2 separate regions of the Homo sapiens genome follow, and region 2 is linked to region 1. The links are chromatin contacts, found by Hi-C in ENCODE. All regions are on one chromosome and are shown on one strand. The core of a region is the stretch at or near the end of the contact, and the rest is flanking DNA. Distances in the headings are between cores, read along the strand shown. Region 1 holds the start of FOXP2 (forkhead box P2). Region 2 holds the start of PPP1R3A (protein phosphatase 1 regulatory subunit 3A).

Region 1 (2,511 bases), core at 7-2,506:
CGGTTTTGTATCACAGAGCTAAAGAATAAGTGCTTTCAGTTCCTTTCAGGGGAGGTGGAGAAATAGTGCAGCCTCAGGGGTTGAAGGTGAAATGTGAAATTTGCTGTAATTACTTACCCAAAATGTCTGTATTAAAGGCTATTAGAAGCAGTTATTTTAAGTACTTCTTTATACATCTTTCCCTCTTCTGTTTAGTATTTAAATGTGCAACAAAAGTAGTGGCAGATGTTACTCATCTGAAGAAACTAAAACAAGATAAGTCAGTGGCAGGAGTGGTGGCCGGTTAAAGATCTCTTCGAAGTGCTTTGTTCAGTAACTGTTGTTTTGTCTCACATTAAGTTGTAGGTGGGGTGCTGTTAAAGCTTGTCCACTCACGATGGTGTTCAGCTGAGACCTGTGAGTTCAAGTTGTCTTGCCCAGAGTTAAAGGCCATAAAACTAAGACAGTGTCGTTCCTGTCTTGGGTGTAACTCCTAAAAAACTAGTCAGTTCTTGCAATAGGAGGAAAATTATTGCAAATAAACCTTTGATTTACCAGCTTCAGTAAGTTGTTCATTCTGTCTCTGTAGCTGTAGTTTTTACCTTAACAGTTTGAGGCTACCATTTCTCTTCCTTTCATGCTTATGGGGTCCACACAAACCCTGCTAGGCTACCTACAGTATAAAATCTTAAAACTCCATGTGGTGTTGTGAGCTGGTAGCAGATGGACTTTCTTTTGCATCTGCTGTGTACAGACTTGGCTTTGTACTCTTTTCCTGGGGGAGAGAAAGTCTTTCTTCTCTGCTAGTTGATTCCTGTTTTTGTGAAACAGCTAAGAAAACATCTGTGGCAGGCAGAAAAATTGACAAAGGATTGACAAACACCATTAGCTGAAAATTTTCCATTTCATTGCAACTATGCATTGTTTACTTTACTGTAAATATCTTAATACATCATCCTCTGAATATGCTGGCAGAGAAGCTGGAGAACTGTGATTTCAATTAAGGTTAGTAATTGATGGTATCTAGTGTTCAAAGGCTGAAGCTTGATTAACATCTGCTTGGACAAATTGTCATTGTGAAGTGGTTTTGATGTGCATTGAAGATTATTTCTTTCTGGCTTATCTGATGTTGTGGCTGTGAAATGCTTGTCTTGGGTTTGCTTATTTTTGTAAACTACTTCCTTTGGCTGTAAATTGCAGAGCACTGGAGCTTTACCAAAAGTGCAGTGTATAATGGTAAGCTTGTCCTAATAAGGGAAGCAAGAAGTGTATTTATCACAGACATGAAAGCTAACCGAGGACTTGAGAGACTCAAACTGGTGCTTTTGTCTCTCTCTCTCTGTCTTTCTCTCTCTCACACACACACTCACACACTCACACACATGCACACACACACATACACACACACAAAAATGAAGCACTTACTTTAGAAAGATTATGGTAAGCATGCTGGCTCAGTCTTGAACCTTTGTCACCCCTCACGTTGCACACCAAAGACATACCCTAGTGATTAAATGCTGATTTTGTGTACGATTGTCCACGGACGCCAAAACAATCACAGAGCTGCTTGATTTGTTTTAATTACCAGCACAAAATGCCATCAGTCTGGGACGTGATCGGGCAGAGGTGTACTCACAGTAGTGTAAATACTGCTGTAAATAGTTGTCTGATGGTGGCTTTGACAGTGAGCTAGCTTCTGAGTTTTCCCTTCTTTTTATACTGTTTTCTGTGCTGGCTTTTTTGAATCTTCCTAATTTTTCATCTCTTTAACAAACTCCTATGAAGTTGAAACCGGGAAGTTTGCTCTAACATTTCCAGAGAAGGTACGTTACTTTTTGCTAAGAGAATATCTGTAAGAGTTTAGAGAGGGGTGGGATTTTACGATTGCTTTACTGGTAGATTTGGCAATTGCTTTACTTTTTTTTTTTTCTGAGACTGTAGCTCATTGAAATGAACTAGAGCATTGTATCTGTTTGCGAGGGAAAAGCCGGGAGACCAGACACAGGAACTGTTTTTGATCTGTCAGTAGCGTAATGTAGATTTAAGCTATCACTAGTAAAGACAGCAAATAAAGAAGGCCTCTTTTGTATTAAAAAAAAATCTGCAAGATCTTGAGAAGAATAAAGACAGGGTTCCTGCTTTCATGGTTTGATAATAACCATGTCATCTTGCTTTTAGTAAATGCCCCAGTATGTGTCAGGGCGCAAGTTTTTGAAAAGGGAGTTTGACCACACGTTTGGGTGCCTCTCTGTGCCGTGCTGTGTAGAGCAGATGTTTATTTTGTGCTAAAGGGGAAACTCTTTTTGCTAAGCTTGTACAAACATGAAAGGAGTCAGGGCTCAGATGATCTTTGTAGTTTTATATGCATGTTCATGATTTTATTAAAAATTGGTTGGTGGGTCTTTTTCAAATCACTGATTGTGAAGAAATATATATATTTCCAGGAATACACATTGTGAATTGATGAGTAATTTTTAGAAACTGCATTATATTTCTTCAAATAGGTGTGATAGTTTAATACTCGTGTCAGTT
Region 2 (2,511 bases), core at 8-2,507, 500 kb before region 1:
CTTTGCAGCTTTTGGGAGAAGTTTACAAATTTCTGAGAACTAGATACATATTGAAATATAGTTTTATGTTAATCAAAACTGTTTCAAAGGAAAGCATAGACATTTAAAAACGACTGAAAATAAAAGTACTTTAAATGTCAAAGTAAATAATTTTATATGTGAATAATCTAGATTTCATGGTTTGAGCAGGAATAATTTATAACTCATTAGGCAAGTAATATACACAGTGCACTTCTCTCCCAACCTATTGCATTACAGCCATATTTTTTCTCACATTTGTAGAAAGGGTTACACAGTGCTATTATTTGAATAGCTTTGACCTTGTTAAAGCCTGGCACCATTGTTTTTTACATAGCAAGCAGTATATTTTTAAATAGAGTCACTTTCTTACAACACATGAAATAAAGAATGACATAAAAACTTTAAGATTGTGAATAATAAAATATGTAAGATATATCCTCACCTTGATTTTACCTTTAAGCAGCCTTTTATTTGTCTGTTAGGAACTTCTTTCCATGGTTTTACAGGCTCCGGCTCTTGTTCTTTCTTTTGACAAATGAATGTATAATTTGTGCCATTATTATTTGACCAAAATGTACCAACAGAAGTTTCATAACGTATACAAAACTCAACTTTACTGCCATCTTTTTGATAAGGAGGAACCAATACAATCTTAAAGGAGAACTGGTCAGTTTCACCATCACATGAATTAGGAACATATTCTGCTAAAATGTCATAATGTGTCTGCCAGTCATCTAAAGACATTCTTACATATACTAACTTCTCAAAAGAAACATTCAAAACTCGAATAATACCCTTGATACTTGTAGACCCAAGAAGAGACTCAGTTGACTCCAGTATTGCTTTCTGTATTTGGAGTTGTTGCATAAGATCTTCTTTTGAAGAAGGCAAGTCAAACAGTGGGGCTAAAACATATTCTTCTGTGTGGAAAATGTCCGTCCCTAAGTCAAAAGTGGTTGAAGCACTCGGTAATTCCCAGCAATCAAATTCTTTAACAGACACAAGATTGAATCCAAAGGAATCAGCAAATGAAACTCTTCTAGTACCTGAAGATGGGGTATCCAGGTATATGTCTTCAGAAGAATCAGAACCTCGTCTACTTGGTTGAGGGGAGAAACCAGGTTGGAAAGTAACTTCTTCATCTTCACAAAGAGAGTCAGATAAATTAGGAACTTCTAAAAAATTATCTTTGCTAATCTGACTAGGTACTTCAGAAGGCTCCATTGGGCTCTCTGATATCAAATAAGAGAGAACTGTACGACTAGTAGAGGCTGACATTTGAGATACTGAGGCTTAAAATAGGTATAATGTTACAGTTGACATTGCAAAAAGAACTCAGCTCTATAAATAGGTCCAATGGCGTGTCAACTATGCTAGCCTGCAACCCTGCTAGCCTCCCCCTAAAGGCCTTGCATATGATAGCATCCATGCTACTCCCACCAGTATGTTTCAGATTTAACTGGCAGTTTTTAAAGCTGTATTTGTTTATGAGCTAAGTTCCAAACAGATATTTTTAAATCATGTTCTGCTGTATTGGAAATCCTGGAACTTTAGGATAAAAATATTATTTTAATTAGTTGATGTTAAAAATGAAAATGTGGATTTTTTTTAAATAAAATAAAAGTAGTATCACAATACTGAATATGTAGTTTGGACTAAATTAATCCATGGAGCAGGTAAGTGCAAACAGGGAAAGATAAGAACATTTATAGAACTGAAGAGATCCAGAGCCTACTAATAATGACAGCTATCATTTTCAGGGATTTATAAATGTATAGCTTTATTACAAAAGGGTTAAATAGAGGTGCTGAAAGTTCTGAGGAAGGAAACATGATTCAGATGGGGAAGGTATCATTTTAAATAAAGCATGAAGGGTAGGTGGAATTTAGACATGCAAGGTTGGAGCAAGGCAGATTGTCCAGGTAGAAGAAATAACCCAAGCAAAAGCCTAGAACAAAGAAGTAATCAAATTCATTATTTTAAACATTAGTACATTTATTTTAATTAAGCCATGGGAAAATACAGATAAGACATGTTATTGATTTACAAATATAAGTGGGCAAAGGTAAGCCTGATCCAGGACTAATACATCTACGTAGAATAAAATGTTCTTTTGCAAATGGCCATTTTATGCCCACAAAGCAGAAGTTGATACCATCACACCTTGAAATTCAATATGAGTTTTAAAGTATGAACAGCCTGCTTAAACTGTCACGTTTTTTTTATGTCATAAAACCCAAGTTGGGGGATGGTCATTTTGGTAAAAACCTATAAAAATTTAACTGCACACAATTTGACCGAGAAATGCCCCAGCTAGAAATTTGCTCTGTCAGTATGGGAAAGTATACAAAGATAAATAGAGATCTATGTTCATAACAGAATTGTGCGTTTAACAGTCTCTACAAACCTGTTAAATGTCCCTCTCGAAAGAGCATTGGATAAATAACCCATACAATAGAATGTTTTAGAAGGATAAAGTAGCACTTTATG

The links. A loop is a pair of places that touch in the nucleus more often than their neighbours do. Pooled maps may share reads with other maps.
Region 2: a loop to region 1 is called in a map of gastrocnemius medialis, with 4 times the contacts of the local background. The contact joins the promoter of PPP1R3A here to the promoter of FOXP2 in region 1. A Hi-C loop is called at or near these places in 1 of 168 maps with a recorded cell type or tissue (gastrocnemius medialis) and 2 of 50 pooled maps.

Annotation. Positions count from the first base shown.
Region 1 is chr7:114,413,559-114,416,069 of GRCh38, forward strand. FOXP2 (forkhead box P2) reads left to right here and starts at 1,257. Exons shown (of 17, transcript NM_014491.4): 1 at 1,257-1,802.
Region 2 is chr7:113,917,752-113,920,262 of GRCh38, forward strand. PPP1R3A (protein phosphatase 1 regulatory subunit 3A) reads right to left here and starts at 1,258. Exons shown (of 4, transcript NM_002711.4): 1 at 464-1,258. The coding sequence starts at 1,245.